3 separate regions of the Mus musculus genome follow, and regions 2 and 3 are each linked to region 1. The links are chromatin loops, found by intact Hi-C in ENCODE. Cell type or tissue: heart. All regions are shown on one strand.

Region 1 (8,000 bases):
CAAGGAGCTGAAGGGGTCTGCAACCCTATAGGTGGAACAACAATATGAACTAACCAGTACCCCCAGAGCTCGTGTCTCTAGCTGCATATGTAGCAGAAGATGGCCTAGTCGGCCATCACTGGAAAGAGAGGCCCCTTGGTATTGCGAACTTTATATGTCCCAGTACAAGAGAAAGCCAGGGCCAAGAAGTGGGAGTGGGTGGGTAGGGAAGCAGAGTATAGGGAACTTTTGGGATAACCAAAAAAAAAAAAAAAAAAGAAAGAAAATATCTAATAAATAAAATAAAATAAAATCTCAAAAAAAAAGTGCAGGAGAGAATTCTGGTAAGTTCTGGTTCATGAATGTTTTTGACATTTGTTACAAGTCATAAGAACAACATCCCTCTTGGCTCATTTTTGAGCTTAGTGATGTATGTAGTTGATGTAGGTGAGCATAGGGTATACATACCAGCCTGGGACACCGCTTATACAAACACCTCTTCTAACAATGCACTTGGAGCAAGACTCTCACCTGCAGGTCCTATGCATACAGACGGTCTTAGCTAAGGTTTTATTGCTGTGAAGAGACACCACAGGCAACTCTTCTAAAGGAAAACATTTAATTGAGGCTGGCTTACAGTTCAGAGGTCTAGTCCATTATTGTCATGGAGAGAAGCATGATGTCACAAAGGCAGACATGGTGCTAGAGAGGTAGCAGAGAGTTCTACATCCAGATGAGAAGGCAGCAGGAAGAACAAATGGGCCACTGGGCCTGGTTTGAGCTTCTGAGATCTCAAAGCTCATCCCCAGTGACACACTTCCTCCAACAAAGCCACACCTACTCCAACAAGGCTACACCTCCTAATAATGCAGTTCCCTATGGGCCTATGGGGGCCATTTTCTTTGAAAGTACCAAACAGGTCTCTCTCTCTCTCTCTCTCTCTCTTATCAATGCACTCAGCAGCCTGAATTCCCATCTGCACATGCATCCAGTTCCAAGCAATGGAGTGAGTGTCTTCTCCCTTAAATGGCCATCATGGACATAGGGATTTCAGCCATACTCTAAGTATATTGTAGTATGGAAGGTAGGGAGCCCACTGCTCCTGAACGAGTTTGTGTGCATGCATAGTAATACAAATTATATCTTCGGAGTGAACTTTTAGGAAGAATCCTCTATTCTATTATGCATCTCTATTGGATGCATTGTCTTCATTATGGTTTTATTACTGCAAAAAGACACCATGACCTAGGTAACTATTATAAAGAAAACATTTATTTAATTGGGCTGGCTTACAGTTTCAGAGGTTCAGTCCATTATCATCTTGGTGGGAGGCATGGCAGCATGCAGGTAGACATGGTGCTGAAGAAGGAATTGAGCATTCTACATCTTAATCTGCAGGCAGCAAAAGTGGCTGTGAGTCACATTGGGCATAGTTTGAGCATATGAGACCTCAAAGCCTGCCCTCCACAGCGACACACATCCTTCAACGAGGCCACACCCACTCTACCAAGGCCACACCTCCTAATAGTGCCACTTCCTGTGGGCCAAGCATACAAACACACGAGTTTACGGGGCCCATTCCTGTTCAAACCACCACAACCATCTGATGATTGTGAATAGTTAGCCATGTGTACAAGTAAAATTGGATGCATCGTAGAAGGGACGTGCTCAGTGAGTGAAGCCTGACATAATACAAGGTTGTCAACCAAAACAGAGCACCACAACAGTCTTCCCCTTAGCAACAAACTCCCTTTCTATTGACTCCCATAAAAGGAAGCACAAACATTACCATGGGGCCATCAGCACTTTCGCATGCTCATTACTCTTGACAGCACAATTCCTCATAAGCACTATACTTTCCCAATCACTAAAGTTATCTTGCTACTTTTACAATATGTGAGTGCCTCTGTTTCATTCTTGTGTATGACACCAAAAGCCTGGAAACACCTGGTTTGGACCACATAGTGTTTGGATAACATAGTAACACAGTGGCTATGAATCTTAGTTCTAAAGGATGTAAGCACTTTTTTCCCCCCTTTGGTTTGTTTTTGTTTTTCGAGGCAGGGTTTCTCTGTGTAGCCCTGGCTGTCCTGGAACTCATTTGTAGACCAGGCTGGCCTCGAACTCAGAAATCTGCCTGCCTCTGCCTCCCGAGTGCTGGGATTAAAGGCGTGCACCACCACGCCCGGCTGGCTGTAAGCACTTATTAGATGACTGACTGTATGAATCATGTAGGAATGTGAAAGACTGGCACATACTTTAATGTTTGTAGATTGTCTTGTGAATAGCTAAAAAGCACCATTTTTCCAGATGAGCTTTGAAGTTCATCTCTTTCTGAGATTTAGGAAAACCTCTGGCAATCAGTATTTATAATTTACCTATCAGAGAGGTAAATCGATTCAGAGAATCAGACATTTTTCTCATTTCCATTGAAGAGGCTCTCAAGGGTGTGAGCAGCTCCTGTGTTATTTGAAAAAGAGGGCAGGGCAGGTGGTCACTATTCTTGTCGAGAGGGCAGAACGTCACTTGCTCTGGATGCTCTGATGTTGGTAAAGAGTTTTCAGAGAGCAGGGAACAAGCCAAACTGTTGCTATGAGTAACATCCAAGGAGTTACCAAGCAAAGACAATCGTGCAATCTTGACATCACCCATGAGAATAGGTCAATACACAGGCTTTTGTAACTTCCTGCAGGAGCACCCGGCTGTCCAGGACGGAGATACTGTTGACTTGAAGCCCTTGAGGATTAGCCATACCACTGAGAGCAAAGGGCTTTTGGATGCTTGCTGGCAGCCAAAAAAAAAAAAAAAAAAAAAAAAAGTGGTTCTTAAGTAGAAGATCCTTCAGGATGGCTGTGCAGAAAATGTATCAAAGCAGAGATATGGCCACTTTCATGGTTAGGTGTGATTGATTGGTTACAAACAACCAACTGAGAACACCTGTCTTCTGCCATCCCTTGGGTGTAGCTACTGGTTCACCTGTGTATGGAAACCAAGTTCTTCTTGTCCTTAGCCAATTGATCTATCTCCTCGTAGTGTCGAGCCTTTGAGAGTTTTTTGTTTGGTTGGCTTGGTTTCTGTTTTGGTTGGTGGTCTTTCTGCCTTTTCAAACCTTTGCTGCTTGTGTTTTGGTTTTATTTCTATGGGGTTTCCCTAGGCAAACCAGGCTAATCTCAAATTCTTGGGTGTCTATGATCCTCCTGCCTCAACTTCTGGAATGTTAGGACTAAAAGTATGCCAAGGTTTCAAGCCCTTGTTTAATTAAACCTTTGTTTAATTATCATTCCTTTAAACTTTAGGCTCTCTTACAAATACTGATTTCTTTACCAAACGAGAGTCCCAGGGACTTGAATAGCTCAGGGTTCTGCTGCCACCTAGTGGTCCTTGGCCAACTCTCTTATCATCCATATTCTCTAGGCTAGGAAGTCACGGGAACCAAGACAGAGTTGGAAGATTTGGATATTAGCACTCAAAATATCTGGAGTTCACCATAAGGAAAAGAAGAAAATTTTTAGGTGCAATAAATACAAAATAGTGAGATTTTTAGGGGCTAAAAGAAATTTTGAGTTAGAATTCTTGACAACAGAAGAGTATTATACGAGGTGATATCAAAGTAGCAACTATGATGGCACATAGACGAAAAAGGTGGAAGAAAGTCTTTAAAGGTGAAAGTCTAAGAAGTTATAATGGCCACTCACACTCCTCACTCAGATGTGTTTGTTTTCTAATGACCCATGTTTCAATGCTACTGTTTAAATCTACACTGTCCAATTCATTGTCTCTGAAGTGTTGGTCCAATTGAATGTCTGAAGGGTTTTATTTTTGTTTGTTTTTTGTTTTTTTAATATCTGGATTTTTGCAATTTCTTGTTTTCTTCCTTGTATCTTTATCCAGTGAATTTCTACTTAACTTTAAGCCATAGCTTAGACACCATTTTCTCTGGTGGTTGGTCATTTTACCCATCTGTTTCTTCTTCATGCCAGAAAAAAACTCATTTAGAAGGTTCAGAGGTCTCCATGTCTTCTTGGAAGTAGAAGTTTCCATAACATCTTGTACAGATGTTTTGACGTCATGGTTTGGTCTGGCCTTGTGGTGATGGTGAAATGCTGCCAAGTGTTAGAACTGCTGAGAAAGCTTGCAGATGGGGGTTGAAGGTGCCCACACCAGGTCAAATGAACAAGGGAGCAAGTTAACCTTGCATCATAGTCTCAGACAAAATATTTCCTGATACACACAGTAGATTTCACACAAGGATTCATATAGAAAAGGGATAGGAGATTTGAAGGTAGAAGTGTTAAACTTTTTATTCCTTTTTATTCACTTATTCAATGTCTGTAGGTCAAGTGAGGATTTGAAATTTTTAGGAAAAGTGGTCTTCAAGTTCTAGAATAACAACCGAGTCAAATGCTATACTCCCCAATGTCAGAGGTGTCCTCTCCAATAAATCTAATGAGCAGCTACTAACATATTTCATAGCTGTGTGAACTCCAAAATTGGCAAATTTTAAGTCAAATGGGATAATGCTATGCTTTGGTAGATTTTTCTGACATGTGGGCTGATTCTAGGGTCTCACTCAAGGTATTTTCCACATCTGTCATTGTATAGTCATCTTAAACCTGACTATTCTAAGTGCTGCTTTCTCTCCTCTCTCACTGTAGTCTGCTTAGGAGTAGTAAATAGCAGCCTTGTTGGAGTCTGGATGCGATGCTATAATTCTCTGCAATGACCTGTGTAACCCCCTTGAGTGTCTGAAGTTAAATGGTGACTGTTAGGATGCATGCAGTCAAGAGAACAACTTGAACTGAGTGGCTTAACTTTTAAACTAGACAGTTTCAAATACTTGGCTTTCTCAAGTCAGGCAGCTGTTTTCAAGCTTACAAAGACTGTTCCGGAGCATCTTCACTGAGCAATTTCCTGCACCTGGTACTTCAATGGCCTGTATGTGCTTGTAGGCCAGGGAAACACTTGGATGTTGCTATCTACTTGTTGCTTAAAACTGACACATCGAAGCAGTGTCCTTCTCAGCTTCCCAACTGTTTAGAGTCCCTGAGAACTTTTTCCAAGCGAGATTTCCATTCAGGAATTCTGAATCTGTGGTCCATGCAGTCCACACCACAGAGGATCCCCTGAAATCATTTGGAGAAATCTGCTGTCTTTTTTTCCACCCACCTTTAAAATGCAACATCTTAAAAGGGTCATGTCCTATGAATATAGAGCCCTTGTTCTGGGCAAGGGACTTCCTTTGCTTCTAGGCCTGTCCCTTCAGGAGTCCTCCCTCCTCTCGGAGCTCTTAAGTCACTGTGAGCTGTTCTTCCTCAGACTTCTCTCAGGAAATTTGGAGTTGATAAACATTTGCTTCCTGGCTACTTTGTCCTTGACCTTGTAAGTCTTTGGTCAGCTTGGAGGAATTCCCTTCTTTACTTCCCAAAAGCAAGACGATTTCTCGAGACTTCTTTCAATCCTTGGACTATATTTCTGCCAGCCATGGGTGTCAGTGGGCGTGAGAAACTCAGCACCACGGCGTTGCCAGCAGCCCAAGGAGTCTTTCCAGAGCTTTCTATTCAGACGAGGCTACAGAACTTTAAAGTCATTCCTTTGATACTATTCCCACTTACTACTCCTCCATTGTTGAGATTTCTAAGTGAAAATTTCTTTCAGCTCCTCAGATCTGTTTTTCTTGTATCAAATAATTTTCCTCCTTTCCTGTTGACTTTGCTGCAGAAAAGAATTTCAGGGTGAGTCTGTGCAAAACAGAATTGAACTTGCCTGATAGATTGGGGCTGGGCATGTGGTTAGGTTGGCAGGTTGTTTGCCTAGTGCCATGGCCTTACATGGCTCCAGGGACAGACCTAATCGGGGGCATCGAGGGAACGAAGAAAGACAACACAAAATCTGGGTCTCAGGTGGACTAGGCTCTCTGCTGGAGTCACAGCAACACCCCAGAAGTTAAGAGTGTGTATTCTATACAGCTGAACCAGGAGGCAGTTTATATCACATTCAGATTGACAAGAAGGCAGAGGTTATAGTATACATCTGGATCAAGGAGACAGGTTTAGCTAATCTCAGTAGGAGCAGGCTCTGTAGGGAGCAGAATTCAGGATGTAACCATCTGGGAGGGGTGGGAGGATAAAGCTGTGGTGGATATTTTCTGAGCACACTGTCAGCATTCACACCCGGACCAGAAAGGACGGCTTTTCTTCTTCCCATGAGCCTCCTGTGGCTGTGCCCAGGTCAACAGCACATATTCACTAAGGACTTCACACACTCAGGGCTCCCTCCACTCCGAACAGCCTAGAAAGCATGCAAGAAGTCCTGGATTTGATCCCCGGGTGCTGCATGAACTGTGTGTGTGGTATGTGCCAGCATTCCCAATGCTCAGAGAGTAGAGGTAGTAATATCAGAAGTTCAAGGCCATCTTTAGGTACACTACCTGTGTGTGTGCCAGCCAGCTTCAAAAGGGGGGAAAGGAGGAGTTCTAACATAGATTTAAGCATATGAGAGGCACTTCGGGAAAGGGTGGTACACACTGCAAATGTGGGTGTGGATATCTCACATATGATGGCTATGTGTCTTTACAGTAAGACATATTATCTATGTATATATACACACATATATATGATTTTGTGGCTTCTGAAATTAAGTTTCAAATGGTTGTTAAGAAACTTGCTCTTTTTCAATAAGTCATCTCTTAGGGTGACGGTCCCAAGGTCAATGGAATCGCTACTATATGAAGCTTTTCCGAAGGGAGCTACAACATATGATTTTCCTGTTAACAAGGAAACACTCTTGTTTGTGAGAATCTCAGAGAATTGCAGGCTTTCAGCTGGGAAAGCAGTACAGCTTTGTTCACTAAAGCTTTAGGCATGGATCACTGATATTTTAGTATTCTTATTGAATATTTCTCTATAAAAGGAATAGAGTCTTCTTGTAGTGAGCTTTCAGAGCAGTTTAATCTGGTGCCAGAACAGCTAGCATGAGACACCCCTAACTTTGTACAATCCTGGGGACTGAACCCAGGGTCTTGTGCGTCTAGACAAGCCCTCTATAAACAAGCTCCATATCCAGACCGACAGTTCTGCTCTTTCAGGCTACATTTCTTTGGGGTTTTGTTTGCTTTGCTTGGTCTGCTTTGGGTTAGCGGCCACAGCTTGCTGTTAACTTGTTTTAATCTTCAAGCCAAAAGAAATTCTGAGTGGGTTTTTTCCATTTTTTAAAAACAGACCAAGTAAAGGACTTTTCATAATCAGTAAATTCCATCTTGTTGGATTCATTGTCTCCATGATAGACTTTGGCACATTACTATCCTGCTTCATTGCAGTACCTATCTTCTTACAGGAAGCTCTATTTTCCAATTATGGTCTTTATTGAACATACTGCTAAAATGTTTGTACCATTCAGTTGGTACAAAGTTGCCTAATATATAGTCTAAGGCTTATTATTAGATATTTTTACCATAAAAAAGAAAGATCTTTCCAAATGCCTGTTCAAGTCCACATACTAAGTTTATGCTACCTCTACTCCATCTTCCAGGCCAGAAACCCTATCTACTATAGGATGGCTTATTCACAAAGGTGAATACTGTGGTCATCGGCACCTGACATATAGGGCCCCTCCAGAACAAAGACACATGCTAGAGTTTTCAAGAATTCCCTTCTGAGGTGTTATGCATGATATCTGGTAATGGAGAGGATGGACTTCTGGAAGACGGAGGAGACAGAAGGAGACAACCATCCAAGACTGGGACAAAGGGAACGTGGAGAACGATGACCAAGAAGCACCAAGGGCTCATTGGAGCTCAGTGGTTCTAAGTTTAAAGTAAGATAAGTCCTTATGGGTATTTCTTTCTCCATCTCTGACTTAGAATAAAGGTGAATTCAATATAACCTACATTGTATATACTTTAGCACACTACTACCTAACAGCTTCCAGCATGTAATTTTTCTCCAGGAAGACATATAGGAATCTGGTAAGAAGTATTTTTCCAAAGATCACAATCTCAAATTTCAAGTATTAAGAACAGGTCT
Region 2 (8,000 bases), 77 kb before region 1:
ACCAGGCCCAGTGGCACATACCTGTAATCACAGTCCTCTGGAGGCAAAGGCAGGAGGGTCATAAGTTCAAAGTTGCTCTCCATTACATAAGTTCAGAGACAACCTGGGATACATGGGACCGTCTCTAAGGAAGCAAGCATGAAGTGTCAGATGTCACTAATGTTTCCTCCATGCTTGTGGCTGCAGGACAGTAAACATGGAAGAATATCCCTATGATGCAGAATACTGAAGCTGAGTCAGCCCACGAGGCTTCCTTCCTCTTTGCTGATGCACACTTCCCTCCTGGAGTCCTGTTTAAGCCCAGCCTGCCTGACATCCTGCTATAGGCAAGGCTGTGTTTAAATCCCCACGCTGAACCAGGGACAGACTGTTGCGAGCAAATGCGACTCGGAGAAGCGAACGGACATCTCCTTCACTAATTTGACCTGACCGGATGTTTGTCAACAACCAGGAACTCTGGTAACATTTGAGGGCATGCAGATAAAATAATAAAGAATGAGAACATTAACAAATGTATCCAACACGTTCTGAAGTGATTTTTGAGGGTCCAAAGCTTATCATTCACGTTTGGCACGGGAGGAAATGGAGGCATGGCGAAGCCAAGAACTTGCTTGCTTGAGATCTCTGTGCAGAGTGCCTAACCCTAAGTTTCAAAGGAATTTGCTCTGAGGGGGAGCTCAAGCCAACTGGATACCCACATCCTCCCAAGCCTTCTTATCTCATCTATTCCCCTGTGACTTTCTTGGTTCTTTCTTCTTGTTGCTCCCCAACCTGGCCTTTAATACCCAGTCAGGCCAGAGAGTCAGTGCACACTCACAACTGCAAGCTCTACCAGCTCTGATGAGCTGAAGGGTTTGCTTTGCCCCAGGAGAGGCCTGCCCTGCTTCCAGCATTGGGGTGAGCCTGGGCTGGGTAGCAAAGCCACATCTAACTGCAAGGGCAGGTCTAGCTGTGGGCTTCGGGCTGCAGAAGAGAGGATGGGCCTGGTTAGGGAGCTGTAGCCTGGGTCAGCCAGCTTGGATTTAGGGATTAAGATGTATTCAAGTTCTCCCAGGTCTCCAGCATTACAGTTTAGCTAAGATCACAAAACTGCTGCCCGGGAATCCTGTTCTCAGTGGATCCTTAGGGAATCTTGTGTTTATAAAAGCCACCGCCTGGTGCTTTCCTTTCTACGCCTCAGTTCTGCATGCAGCCACACAGAAGCCAGCACACTGAGCCTCGCTGGCCACACTAGGTACTTTTCTGTTGCCGTGATAAGACATCAAAACCAAAGCAACGGCCAGAACAGCTCCTTTGGGCTTAAGTTCCAGAGGTTTAGAGCCCATAATGGCAAGGCTGAGACAGCACGGAGGTATAATGACTGGAGCAACAAAGCAGAAAGGAGACAGAGAGGGAGGGAGAGGGGGAGGGGGAGAGGGAGACGGGGGGGGGGGAGAGAGAGAGAGAGAGAGAGAGAGAGAGAGAGAGAACAGAGAGAGAGAGAGAGACAGAGAGAGAACAGAGAGAGAGAAGAGGGAGAGGGAGAACACAAACAATGGATAGGCTAGGGTTTTTAGCCTCAAAGTCTGCCCCCAACTGTGTACCTCCTCCAGCATCACCCCTGGAGTCCACTGTTACAATGCTCAGTCTATGGAGAACATTCTCCTTTAAAAACCCCTCTGGCATATGTCTGTTAGACTCAGTGCTCTTTTTTTTTTTTTTTTTTTGAGAAATATGCACAGTTAATGAAAGCCATTGAATATAGCCCATTAATTTCAATTTTATTGATTTATTAGTGAACTATCTTACTAATTTAACAGTTAGCTGACAGATTAAATTAGAGCAATTTAAAATGTTGGTGTCTTTAAGCTAATTCTGGTGGTTTTCAAGAGCCAAGAAAAGCTGCGTCTTGCAGAATTTTAACACACTGACAGGGTTGCTCTGATACCAAGGTTCAGCATATAGTGCTGTATATTCACAACTAATTTTCACAACTTCCATTTTGCTTGTCTAATCCTGAACGACCTTGGAGATAATTCATTATAATCTAGTTCATAAAAAAAACAAAACCAATCACTATGATAAAAATTCTAATTTACATAACAATTTGAGACCATCCATCATGCTAGCTAGAACATATGTGCACCTGCTTGTTTTAAATTATGTTACCGGTAGGTGGGAAGCTTTTGAAAAACCGAGCTAGAAGTTTATGCACAGAACAAGAACCCAAATATGTAGGAGGCTGAGGCAGTGTTGCAATACGTTCAAGGTCACCTAGACTATGTAGGGAATACCAAGCGATCAAGGCTGATGTAGTAAGACCTCGTCTCAAAAAGCAAGACAAGGCACCAAGGCCAGTGAGGTCACACGGTTGGTAAGGGTGCTTGCTGCCAAGTTTGAGGTCACGAGTTCAACTCCTGAGACCCACACAGTAGAGGAGAGAATGATTCCAACAGGTTGTCCTATGAGCACACTCCAGCTGTGGCATACACACTCATGTGAGCATACGTATACACCAATAAATAAATAAATAAAAGTAGGAAGACATTCTTTATAAACAAACACTTTTGCAGGCTGAAGTGCCAGAAGATTTAGAGTAACAAGCCAATTACTGTCTCACTGACCAGGACAGTGAAACACAGAAGTATGTGCCTGTTGGCCAGTGAGTGGCTTTTCTCTTCATAGTGCTAAAGGGACATCTGCTGATTTCAATTACAGAATTCCCTGTTGTCAGTATGGGGTACCTGCCATATAAACCATCCTTTATCCAGCTTCTATATTCATCACAGTGTACAGCGGCTAGGTATCTTGGCTCCACAGTCAGCAAATATGTATTAAATGTCTGACTATATGAACCATGGGTCATTGGAATAGAATACTGTTAGACAAAGTTGTCAGCTCCTCTGTAGATATTGTGAATGCACCATCTTCCTGGGGAAACTGTAGAAACTGCTACCCCTTACCTCTTCCTACTATTAAGAGAAACTCCAGTCACCAGCATTTGTATCTCTCCTGCCGCTGTGAGGCCGAGCCCAACAGAGAAAATGAGGAGGGTGTTGTACCACTTTCATTTTTGAGTGTTTTAGAGTTGATTTTAATGGACAGGCTTTTGGAACTCTGCAGAACTCTTGGGTGCCTGGGATGGAGGTAGGTAAGGTTGACGTTAACCATGGAAGATTAGCTAAAATGCAACTGAAAGCAAAGGGGGATGGAGGCTTGGGATAAAAAGGTGGTTCTTAAACAGAGAGAAATAATCCTTCAGTCACGGACAGGAAATGTGTCCAAGCAGAGGGAAGACCCCCCCTCCCCCCATGATATGTATGAATGGTTACAGTGACAGAAAGCGCCTGCCATCTCCCATTGCTTGGGAGTATGTGCTTCACTGGTTTATATTTATAAGGGGTTCAGTATCTTCTTGACCTCAGCTCCTTAGTCTCCTTAGTCTCCTGGCTTTCTGTTTTTTCTTTGTTTCTTGCCCAGTCCTCAACACCTATGATTCAGTTTCCCAGGCTAACCTCAAACTCCTGGGCTCAAGATCTCTACCTGTCTACCCAACACCCTGTACCAGTGCCATTCCAAGAAGGTCTATCTTTTTCATCCTTTTTTTTTTTTTTTTTTTTGAGTTTTTCAAGATAGGGTTTCTCTGTATAGCCCTGGTTGTCCTGAAACTCACTTTGTAGACCAGGCTGGCCTCGAACTCAGAAATCCGCCTGCCTCTGCCTCTCTGCCTCTCTGCCTCTCTGCCTCTCTGCCTCTCTGCCTCTCTGCCTCTCTGCCTCTCTGCCTCTCTGCCTCTCTGCCTCTCTGCCTCTCTGCCTCTCTGCCTCTCTGCCTCTCTGCCTCTGCCTCATGGGTGCTGGGATTAAAGGCGTGCGCCACCACGCCCGGCTTTTTTTTATCCTTTAATAGACTGGGTTCCCCTTTATATTTGGGGGCCATTACAAGTATCAACTCGGGTACTGGACTTTGTCGCCACCTAGTGGCGTTTGGTGACATTACATATCAATGAAGTCTAGCCTAAGAAGGAAGCCTGTGAAACAAGGACGGCTCCGAGGTTTGGGTACAAACTTCAGCAATGTCTGAAGTGCGGGGCCTGGTGCTGTAGGGCTCTAATCCTTATTGTACAGGAGGCCGAGGCAGACAGATTACAGGTTCATGGTGAGGGAATAAAGAGCGATCAACAGGCCATCTCTAGCAATTTAGGGAGAGCTTTTCTCAAAGAGTAAAGAAAGGGAAGGCTGTGAATTTAACGGAGTAGAGCACCTGCATGACATGCTCTCGCGATAACTGAACTGCTAGTTGAAGGTTAAGAAATATTTTGGGTTTTGATGAATTCGTATGACTATTGTTCCCTTCAAAGTAGAATTTCCATGACCCTGCACTGAGAAAGGGGGAAGGGAGGGAGGGATAGAGGGAGGGAGGGAACGGCGGGGAGGGGGGTAAGGGGGTGATGAGAATCTGAATGAAACACAGTGTCACGTGGTATTTCTGTTAGATACACCGAGCTGATGCGCTTTTATTTTATTTTTATCGATTAAAGAGGTTTATTTCTGTATATGCTAGCCTTAGTCCAAAAAGGACCAAAGGTCGTTGAAAATAGAATTATAGTAACTTTAAAACACTACATAATAGGAATATATTAGTCTCCTCAATAGCTGACTGCTTCCGAACTCGATTTCACATCTTGTATGCCCCCCCCCCCCCACTTCCCTCCCCACCCCTACCCCCAACCCCCGTCGCTGCCACTGCTTGGGACCACGGCTGCTTCTTTCTCTGGCCGGCTTCTAGCAACTGATTTTTTAGCGGGTTTTGTTGTTGTTTGTTTGTTTTCTTTTTGTTTTTTTTTATTTTATTTTATTTTTTTTTCCATTTTTTATTAGGTATTTAGCTCATTTACATTTCCAATGCTATACCAAAAGTCCCCCTTACCCACCCACCCCCACTCCCCTACCCACCCACTCCCCCCCTTTGGCCCTGGCGTTCCCCTGTACCGGGGCACACAAAGTCTGCGTGTCCAATGGGCCTCTCTTTCCAGTGATGGCCGACTAGGCCATCTTTTGATACATATTCAGCTAGAGTCAAGAGCTCAGGGGTACTGGTTAGTTCATAATGTTGTTCCACCTATAGGGTTGAAGATCCCTTTAGCTCCTTGGGTACTTTCTCTAGCTCCTCCATTGGGAGCCCTGTGATCCATCCATTAGCTGACTGTGAGCATCCACTTCTGTGTTTGCTAGGCCCCGGCATAGTCTCACAAGAGACAGCTACATCTGGGTCCTTTCGATAAAATCTTGCTAGTATATGCAATGGTGTCAGCGTTTGGATGCTGATTATGGGGTGGATCCCTGGATATGGCAGTCTCTACATGGTCCATCCTTTCATCTCAGCTCCAAACTTTGTTTCTGTAACTCCTTCCATGGGTGTTTTGTTCCCACTTCTAAGGAGGGGCATAGTGTCCACACTTCAGTCTTCATTTTTCTTGAGTTTCATGTGTTTAGGAAATTGTATCTTATATCGTGGGTATCCTAGGTTTTGGGCTAGTATCCACTTATCAGTGAGTACATATTGTGTGAGTTCCTTTGTGATTGTGTTACCTCACTCAGGATGATGCCCTCCAGGTCCATCCATTTGGCTAGGAATTTCATAAATTCATTCTTTTTAATAGCTGAGTAGTACTCCATTGTGTAGATGTACCACATTTTCTGTATCCATTCCTCTGTTGAGGGGCATCTGGGTTCTTTCCAGTTTCTGGCTATTATAAATAAGGCTGCTCCCCAGCTAACCTTTCACCCGCGGCTTCACCAGCTCTGGAGGAGGAAGTGTTAAAAGCTTGGGCCCCTAGATGGCACACTCAAGCTTCCTGTTGTGTGCTGACCAGCGTTCCTTGTCCTCATCCTCCTTTCTCTCTGAAAGGCCGAGACTTGCCCAGTGACGATAAGGCAAGGAGATGAGGGCATCCATCCTCTTACTCTTCACAGCCTGCAGCCCCCCACCCCACCCCTCACCTGTATTGCTTGATGCCATTTTCAGTCCCCTTCCTCTCCCCAGAAAACCCAGTCACGGAACTGCCTGCCCTGCCCTCTCAAGCTTGCGCTATCTAATCCAGTCACTTCAAAATTGCTGTAGTCAGCACTTTCCCCTGATAAACCGTCTTCCTCATTCTCTTGAGGTTTCCAGATGAGCAGTCATAGTAACCACCTGGTTCACTTCTGGGTCGGTTCATTTTCCATTTCTGGCCTCCAAATCTTTGCCTTTTCTGACAGCTCTTTATCAGAAAATCGGAAGTCGTACTCCTCTGCTGTTTCAGACATTTTATTGTCTGGACTACTAGATGTAGCAGCTCACTGTCTTCCTGCATTTCCTTTGTGTAACCAAGGACAGAGACATCAACATCAAGAGAACCAACCTTCCTGATGCCACTAAAGGTTGGGCAGAACTCACCCCCATAGCTCAAACCTTTCATGAAGAACTCTCTAATGCATTTAACAACTCTATTAAAATACCATTCGGCATCTAAATACAAGGTGGAAACCATTTGTGGAAATCCATTGTGGTGTTAAAATCTGAATCCACTGGCATCTCCATGAACCAGCCCACAATTTCTGAGTTAGACTATGAGACCTATAGTTTCATCATATACAGCTATGCAGTCTTCCACAAGATGTGTCGGGCACAGGGAATAACCATTCGTGAGTTACTGAACCACTGTATTGCAGTTATGATCAATTGCCTTTGGAACATAGGCAAATCCCTTCATGGAGGAGAAATGAGAGGAACAAAGCCAAGGAATGTGCCTGTGCCTGTGCCTGTGCCTGTGCCTGTGCCTGTGCCTGTGCCTGTGCCTGTGCCTGTGCCTGTGCCTGTGCCTCTGCCTGTGCCTGTGCCTGTGCCTGTGCCTGTGCCTCTGCCTGTGCCTGTGCCTGTGCCTCTGCCTGTGCCTCTGCCTGTGCCTGTGCCTGTGCCTCTGCCTGTGCCTGTGCCTGTGCCTGTGCCTGTGCCTGTGCCTGTGCCTGTGCCTGTGCCTCTGCCTCTGCCTCTGCCTGTGCCTGTGCCTGTGCCTGTGTCTGTCTGTGCCTGTGCCTGTGCCTGTGCCTGTGCCTGTGCCTCTGCCTGTGCCTGTGCCTCTGCCTGTGCCTCTGCCTGTGCCTGTGCCTGTGCCTCTGCCTCTGCCTGTGCCTCTCCCTGTGCCTGTGCCTGTGCCTCTGCCTGTGCCTGTGCCTGTGCCTGTGCCTGTGCCTCTGCCTGTGCCTCTGCCTGTGCCTGTGTCTGTCTGTGTCTGTGCCTGTGCCTGTGCCTGTGCCTGTGCCTGTGCCTGTGTCTGTCTGTGTCTGTGCCTGTGCCTGTGCCTGTGCCTCTGCCTGTGCCTGTGCCTGTGCCTGTGCCTCTGCCTGTGCCTGTGCCTGTGCCTGTGCCTGTGCCTGTGCCTCTGCCTGTGCCTGTGCCTCTGCCTGTGCCTCTGCCTGTGCCTGTGTCTGTCTGTGTCTGTGCCTGTGCCTGTGCCTGTGCCTGTGCCTGTGCCTCTGCCTGTGCCTGTGCCTGTGTCTGTCTGTGTCTGTGCCTGTGCCTGTGCCTGTGCCTGTGCCTGTGCCTCTGCCTGTGCCTGTGCCTGTGCCTGTGCCTGTGCCTGTGCCTGTGCCTCTGCCTGTGCCTGTGCCTCTGCCTGTGCCTGTGCCTGTGCCTGTGCCTGTGCCTCTGCCTGTGCCTGTGCCTCTGCCTGTGCCTGTGCCTCTGCCTGTGCCTGTGCCTGTGCCTGTGCCTGTGCCTGTGCCTGTGCCTGTGCCTGTGCCTGTGCCTGTGCCTGTGCCTGTGCCTGTGCCTGTGCCTGTGCCTGTGCCTCTGCCTGTGCCTCTGCCTCTGCCTGTGCCTCTGCCTCTGCCTGGGTTTCAGACCTTGACAGGGGCTTCCTTCCAGTCTGTGAGGCTTTTAAAGCAAGTTGTTGTTCTTCATTTGCGACAGTTTTTTGTTGGTGTTGGTTTTTGTTGTTGTCATTTTTTCCGGGTTTTTGTTTGTTTCTTTGTTTTTGC
Region 3 (8,000 bases), 100 kb before region 1:
GGAAAGCTGTACTCAGAGTCCCCCTACTCAGAATTCTTTTTATTGCAACATAAATGATAAGAACTTATACTCCTAGTTTTTCAATACTACTTTGTATTAGTAATTTAAACCCTTTTAAGCTACTTAAGTGTCACACAGTACTTCTAAAACTTGCACTTAGTTTTATTGGTCAATAACGAAGGACAACCTGAGAGGTCCCAGCCACGAAAACACCCCTTCCAAGCAGGGCTCCTGGATAGCATCTCAAGAAACTCCCTGCTCACCCCACTGTGCATGGACCCTAGGGGAGACAGTTTCCCCTTCTGCATCACCCTGCAGAAGAAGTTCTGGTAAAGCAGTTGGCTGCTGCTCCTCACATACCCCACCACAGCTTTGTTCAGGAGATGGCAGGGAACTCTATGAAGAGGTCCCTGGTCTGGTCTTGGTTTATGGGTGTTTACCAGGTCCCCACATATGCACATAACACCTTCTTGGGATCCTCATTAAAAGTAACTGCCTATAAAAATAACATCTATTAATAATTCCTGAGATTCTTAGTTTGGTTGTACTCATACAATTCTTGCTTTCCACTCCAAGTCACAATCTGGCTGCCCTCACCTATGTATCTATCTACCTGTGGACTCATTTCCAACTGCCCCTGCCCTATGAACCATATCTGTTCATGTATCATCCATCTATTCTATTCACTCACAAATGAATATTATTGACTATGGATTGCCCTGGAAACTGAACGAAGTTAACTGGGCTTGGGTCTTGCTCTCAGAAGATCCCAGTCAGACTCCTAGAGAAAGTGTATAGTACAGATAGTTTGAGTTAAATGCTGAGAAATCACATAGGTAATGGTGCTTACTGCCTAGATTTCACCCAGAGAACGTCAGAAGGGGAAAGACAGAAGACAGAGTCAAATGGGTGGGCAGATCTTGCCAGGCAAGGAAGGCAACAGTGGTTACTAGAGACATCAACCCATTAGGACAGCCTCTATGCACAGTGTTCACTGACCACCACAGTAACAGCTATGATATGGACACAGTGTGGTGCCTAGTGTCAGTGGCTGACACTCCCCACCCACTAGTGCAGGCATTTTTTTATCCTCAGCATGTCAGAATGGTGATGCTTCCCACACAACACAGGACACATGGGACCCTGGGTTCATGCATTCCCCAGGGATCCACACCTCCCCTAGGCATTACATCGGTCAGGTCCTCTGGAGGAATCTGGAAACATAACGCCCTGTTCCTGTGCCAAAAGATCCCATCTGTTACTGGGAATTGCTCAATGCAAACCAAAAGTTGGAAATATGAGTAATCAGAACAAAGGCCACAGCTCAGATCCCCTGTGCTTTCCTAACTTCTCAACATCCAGTGCCATCGGAGGTCGAAAATGCTGAGAACAGTTCTCTGAACTTTCCTTACGTCCACCGGGAAGGCAGATCCAACCTGATTAAAAGACATGAGCTCCTGATGACAATGGCTTGTTAGATTCTGCAAAGCCAAGGCCAGGCATAATGAACAACAGCCTTGTGAACTTGCCAACCATCCTTGATGTCCTATCGATAATTTTGAGTTTATGGTATTTTTGTTTGTTTGGTTTTGGTTTATGATATTTTTTTGGTTATGGTATTTATGGTTTATGTGTTTATGGTACGGAAACCATACCTGTGTCTTTATACTCCCGAGACCCCTATGCTAATAGTATCAGTGGCATCAAGTTTATGTATTTCATTTGAAATTTTGGGCAATCACCTCTCTAGGCCCAGCACCTTTCCAGGTGGGAAGATTCAGAAGGCAATGTATGTTGAGTTCAGTACCCTGGTTTTGTGCGACATGCTCAGTATACTCTTCCCATCACAGGCTCCTTAATGTTGGCCTCCTCCAGAGAGGGAGTAAGAGAGCGGAATAGACCGTGACCTTTCCAGAACCTTCTTCACTCTTTCATCCTCAGGAATTCTGCTCAGAGCTCAGTGGGAGAGCATTTGCCCAACTGTAGCGTGAAGCTGAAGGAAAGGGAACAAAGAAAATGAATAAGAATAGGGTGGGAGTGGGGGCATCCCCTTGGAGACCCAGGAGACCAGAGATGAGGAACTGTCAGAGGGTGGACAGCAGGGGGCGGGGGATGGAGGGGGGGATAACAATGGACTGTATAGAAAAGATTAAATAATAATAATAATAATAAAGGAAGAAAATGAATAAGAATAAGGAGGAGAAGGAGGAGGAAGTGGTAGGGGGAGAAGAAAAGGAAGATGGAGGGGTGGGGGAGGGACTTAGATCAGCACTAGCATCCCAAGGGAAGTGTGCTGAAGAGGGAGCTGTTGGGTCCTCAGCCACTTAGTTTAAGGTGAATAAAGGGCTGGGCAGTGGTGGCGCACTCCTTTAATCCCAACACTCGAGAGTGAGGTGGAGGCAGGCTGATTTCTGTGAGTTGATACCAGCCTGGTCTACAGAGCGAGTGTCAGGACATCCAGGGCTACACAGAAAAACCCTGTCTCGGAAAAATACGAAACAATTTGAATAATGTTAAAGAAAATTCTAGTGAGGCAGTGATGGGTGTTAAAGTGTGCCACAGCGGGTTTTATATGAAAATCATTTCAAAAGGTACAGGGTCTCAGAGCAAGTAAGTTCCTATTCGTGGGCAGAGAATGAGAGCGCGGCTGCAACATTGTATACAATGTTCAAATCAGAAGGGACAGTCTGGGAACAGTCTAGAATTGGCAGTGGAAAATTACTGAGACAGGAGGCGCTAGCAGTAAGGATGCTGGGGCTCAACTGACCTAACAGGATTTTGGAGGAAGGGTACTCAGACACGCCCCTCGCGGGGGCGGGGTGAAGAGCAGGAAGCTAATCAGATACCGAGGACAAGGAGTTCTTACTAAACTGACTCCATGGTGTTCTTTGCCAAACTGGATTCTCAAGGAAATTCTCAGATGGACCTAGCAGGCATTCAGGAACCTGACCAGTTTGGCTAAGTTCTCCATGGGTTAAGCTACAAGAAGGGAGAATCCTTGGGGCCTGGGTCTGGACTTTCCATCGGTGTTATGTCTCTTCTGGCCTGGAAAAAGAGGATCGTTCAAAGCCTTGGGTCAGGGGGAGGGGGCAAAGGGCCGGCTGGGTGAACTGGCGAACTGCCAGGCCCTGCCTGTTACCTGTTCCTGAAACCAAACTGTCCATTCCTCGTGGGCTGTGGGTGTTCCATTGTAAGGCAGCTTGTCTCTCAGCCCAAGCCATCCATTGGTTCTGCTAAGCACAGCCCTTCTTACTGAAGGACCCCATAAAGCCATCAGCAAGGACCTTTGGAGGGCCCTGGGATAGCTGACACCACAAATTGGGCAACACTCCAAGTCCCTTAGCTGCCGATAGAGATTGGAGAAGGAATTCACAGCACTCAGTTCCCACCTTGATGTCTGTTTCCCTTCTCAACAGTAAGCTAACAGCAGTTCCTCTAGAACCTAAGGGTCTGAAGAGGGAGAGATGCTATTCTGGGCAAGAGTTCTTCTCCAAAGATTTGAGCTCCCAGAGAAAAGCCCCAAACAGGCTCCATGTCCTGTTTTGTTTTTTAAACCCTGAAATGTTGGCATTTCTTCTACTCTTTCAAACGGCTACCGAACAAACGCAATGGAGAGCAATGAATTTATATTGAAAAGTCACACATCCATGTATTTATACAAACTAGCTCTTGTCTATGATAGTAATCTCTCTCTCTCTCTCTCTCTCTCTCTCTCTCTCTCTCTCTCTCTCTCTCTCTCACACACACACACACACACACACACACACACCTTGCCCCAGCGGTCCTTTGCTTAGCCATCACAAATGGCAAATATAGCTGAACGGTTGGTTGGAGGAACATTGTGAGAGTTTGGGAGGCCCCGCACAACAAATCTTCTCACCCGAGCCCACAGCAAGGGCCAGCCTTCCTCTGGTGAAGCCTGAAACGAGCCAGAACATTCTCCTGTGTTGGTGCAGGGTGCAGGACTGGGAGGGGATGGGGATCGGAAACAGGCATTGTGGGTATCGGGAATCTAGAGGGAAGGGTGGGTATGCCAAGCCCCTCAGACTCTCTGTGAACAGGAATCACCGAGGAATGTCATAAACACACAGATTCTGCCTCTGTGGGTCTGAAGCTGAAGCCCTACTTTTCTGTGACACTATAGATGCCACCCACGGAGGGTGTCAGCTTCTAACCTTGCTTGGAGAAGCAGAGGAGGCACACAGAACAGGAGCTGCTAAGGACGTTTGCGTGAGCCTGAAAATTGCTTTGCTCCACCTCTGAGCCCGGGCTTGAATTTCAGAGTGTGTTCTAAATGGTTAATTTCATGTGCATAGGACAGAACCCAGTCTCTGTCCCCAGGAAGGAGGACCCCAGGGTGTGCTTTGTGGAAAGCTCTTGGAAAGCCAGCTGTGTGGTCTGTGCTGCCCTCTGCTGGTCATGACTTACATTCACACAATAAGCCCCCGCCCAGCTGGTGAAGGGTGGCTTTTCAGATCACACTGGGGAGACAGCCTTGGCTGTTCTAAGCGAGGAAGTCATCATTACATTTCTGAAACCTTTTTTTTTTTTTTTAAGATTTATTTATTTTATGTATGTGAGTACACTGTTGCTGTCTTCAGACACACCAGAAGAGGGCATCAGATTTCATTATGAGATAGTTGTGAACCACCATGTGGTTGATGGGAATTGAACTCAGGACCTCTGGAAGAGCTGAGGGTGACCTTAACCACTGAACCATCTCTCCAGCCCACATTTCTGAATTCAAAAGGTAAGAGTTGAGGCAAATTCCAGGACTATTGGAATTTATTCTAATAACACAACCCAACATAGGTCCATGGCCTTTAAATTTTAAAAAATGTTTTTATTTCTGTGTGTGTGTGTGTGTGAGTGTGCATGAGTGCTATGGCATGTATGTAAAAGTGCAAGGACAACTTATAGGGGTTTGTTTTCTCCTCTCAAGTGTCTTTTGGATGGAACTCAGGCCACCGACTGGGGGCAGGCGTGGTTACCTGCTGAGTCTTCTTGCTGGACCTGTCAATCTTTTTTCCCAAAGAAAAAAACCAGTCTTACTTTGACAGCATCTGTGAGCCTCCTAACACTGAATCTGCAGACATAAAAATGTCCATACAGGGCCAGGTATCGTGGGCTGTGCCTTTAATCCCAGTACTAAAGAGGGAGAAGCAGGTGGATATCTTAGAACTCAAGGCTGTCCTGGTCTACAGAGTGGGTTTCAGAGCAGCCAGTGGGTTTCAGAGACAGAGAGAGAGAGAGAGAGAGAGAGAGAGAGAGAGAGAGAGAGAGAGAGAGAGAGAGAGAAATATTACAAACATTTCAAAAGTCAGAAAGTGATTCACTTAGTTTTAAACAGACAGTTGAATCATCCAACAAGTATAAGCTTGTCCATACTCTTATACTGATTTTACAAATTTTATATTTCCCAACCTATAGCTAAATGTAAATTATTCAGTATTATTTATTGAGTGGTTAAGAACCATCATTAAACCAGGCATTGTGGCACACTGTAATTCTGGCTACTTGCAAGGATGAAGAAGAAGGTTGATAAGTCTGGCCTATACAGACAACTTCTTGAGACCCTGTCTCAAAGTAAAAATAGGAAGGGCCAGTGCTGGGAATTCAGCTCTGATAAAATGCTTGCCTGGCCTCTTAGTTTGGGTTTTACTGCTGTGATTTTACTGCTGTGAAGAGACACCATGACCAAGGTAACTATTTAAAGGAAGATATTGAATTGGGGCTGGTTTACAGTTTCAGAGGTTCAGTCCATTATCATCATGGCAGGAAGCATGGCAGCAGGCAGCCATGGTGCTGGAGGAGCTGAGAATTCTACACCCTGATCTGCAGGCTGCAGAAGGAGAATGTGCCTCACTGGGCATAGCTTGGGCAACACACTTTCTCCAACAAGGCTGAACCTCCTAAGAGTGCCACTCCCTATGGGCCAAGCATTCAAACACATGAGTCTGTGGGGGCCATTCCTATTCAAACCACCACACTGGTTATGAGTAGAGCCCAGTCAGAGGCCAGCCACATGCATTCCTTGGCATATAGATTTCTCGACCTGCTGAATCTCGCTCAGGAGGCTGCCTACCTGGCTTTCTTAACTCACTTTTCTGTTTCCTTCTAAGAAGCCCTGTGACAGCATTGGACTCAGCAGAATAATCGTGCTACCCACCTCCCACCCCGTTATCAGATTTAGCAGACTTGCAGCTGTAATTCCAACTACAAACAGAATTGCTGTCATCCAACCTGGTGTTTACCATCGCCAGGGACTGGGCCAGAAGCATCTTGGGAAGGACTCTGTTTTCCATACTCTTGTATTTCTTCTAAGCTCAAATCTCTGCTGTCAAAAGTATTGAGTCACCACTTTTCCTCCAGACAAGCAAGCAAACAAGCAAGCAAACAAGTAAATACCTCTTTCCAAGGAGAGAACGGCCCACCTACCCAGCCTAGACCACTTAAGTTTGTCTCTTGCTAGGCAGTGGTAGCACATACCTTTAGTTTCAGCCTTCTGGAGGCACAGGCAGGCAGATCTCCATAAGTTCAAGGCCAGCCTGGTTTACATGGTGTGTTCCAGGACAGCCAGGGCTACATAGATCCTGTCACAACAAACAAAAACAAACACTAACCAACCAACCAACCAAGCAAACAACCAAAAGTTGCTCCACAATGGTGCACTGTGTTGTAGCCAAAGAACTATTAGCCCTTGGGTGAGACTTGTCTTGTGACAGATCTCTCCATAGCTGCGTTCTGCAGTTGGTCATTTCACTCTCTGGCCGGCCTGTTTCACTTCTGAGAGGCTAGGCGAAAAGCAGGCCCTCCTGGTGAAGTTTGCTTTGTGAACACTACAGCGTATCTCCTAGCCACTAAACTGAATAGCTACATTTTCATTCTCTGAGATGCAGACTAGCCACACTATGTGCGCCCATTGTCAGCATAACAGTCCTATGGTCCCTTCACTCCTTCATGGATGTCTTATAGTTTTGTTTTCAACATTAATATGCTGGCAGGTGCAAAAAGTAACTTTTCTCTTCAGTGGCAGAGACTGAACTAGGTCCAGCGCATTCAAAGAAGCTCTCAGCATCTCCACCTCTCTTCTAAATAATTTCGTGTAAATTTGAGACCAGATCATACTAAGTTGCCAAGGCTGACCTAGAACTCAGTTACTTTACAGCCCAAGGATGGCCTTGAACTAACTCCCTGTGAGATTATCCTCAGTTATCCTCAGGTATGGTCTAGGACTTTTCATTCTCTATTACCCTTCCAAGTAGTTGGTATGACAGGTATGAGCAATCAGGCCCAGAAGGCAAGGTGTAACTGACATTACTCCCAAGGTTTCCCACACTTTTATGACTGTGGGTCAGGCCACTCAGTTTCCATCAGAGGGTTACTGATTATGCTGGGCAACCCCCCCCCCCCAGGCCGCTGTTTAAGGCGAATCCTTTTCTGGGCATCTAAGCATCTAAGCAAGCCTTGATTAAGCCTTTATTAAGCCTTTATATAGTTGATTCAGAACATGGGACAGAAGAGGTGGCTCAGTAGGTAAGAGCACTTCTAGAGGACCAGGGTTTGATTCCCAGCACCCACATGGTGGCTCACAACTGTCAGTAAACTGGGTCCCCTGGGATTCAAGGCACAGTCAGGATGCACAGACACACATGCAGGCAAAGCAGTCATACACATTAAAGAAACAAACAAAATCCTAAAAATCAAACAAAACTGCCACTAACACACACTCTCTCTCTCTCTCTCTCTCTCTCTCTCTCTCTCTCTCTCTCTCTCTCTCACACACACACACACACACACACACACACACACACACTATAATATCTTGCTGAGTCAACCCAAAATGATGTCGCATCATGGCAAAGCCTATGTCATTTTCCCTGGGTTAGAGTTATAGCGGGCTCCAGTCCGGTCAGAACTGTTCCAATGCCTCTCGAACTGAATCCTGAATGGCAATCCTTACAGCCAAGGCTCTGCTGTTCCTTTTTCCTCTGGAAACA

What was found. Hi-C counts contacts between places; a loop is a spot of excess contacts. Peaks named below come from ENCODE experiments on the same cell type or tissue, not always from the same donor. Only the 100,000 strongest peaks of a DNase experiment are listed, where the experiment ranks them.
Region 2: it touches region 1 in a loop (8-fold over the local background); 15 of 42 quality-filtered maps call a loop at or near these places.
Region 3: it touches region 1 in a loop (7-fold over the local background); 11 of 42 quality-filtered maps call a loop at or near these places.

The regions. Positions count from the first base shown.
Region 1 is chr6:34,444,823-34,452,822 of GRCm38, forward strand. It overlaps the pseudogene Gm13857. Among named protein-coding and RNA genes, the nearest start is that of Bpgm, 28 kb to the right of the region's middle. In heart, a CTCF peak has its summit at 3,362 (motif pointing left); no DNase peak of the experiment used is centred here.
Region 2 is chr6:34,367,940-34,375,939 of GRCm38, forward strand. It overlaps Akr1b8 (aldo-keto reductase family 1, member B8), which reads left to right. Exons shown (of 10, transcript NM_008012.2): 10 at 187-522. The coding sequence ends at 229. It also overlaps the pseudogene Gm13858 and the pseudogene Gm13859. Among named protein-coding and RNA genes, the nearest start is that of Akr1b10, 12 kb to the right of the region's middle. In heart, a CTCF peak has its summit at 3,962 (motif pointing left); DNase peaks (open chromatin) are centred at 262 and 3,932; H3K4me3 peaks cover 595 bases; H3K27ac peaks cover 368 bases.
Region 3 is chr6:34,342,330-34,350,329 of GRCm38, forward strand. No RefSeq gene overlaps it. Among named protein-coding and RNA genes, the nearest start is that of Akr1b8, 7.8 kb to the right of the region's middle. In heart, CTCF peaks have their summits at 4,411 (motif pointing left) and 4,622 (motif pointing right); DNase peaks (open chromatin) are centred at 2,862 and 4,412; H3K4me3 peaks cover 368 bases; H3K27ac peaks cover 600 bases.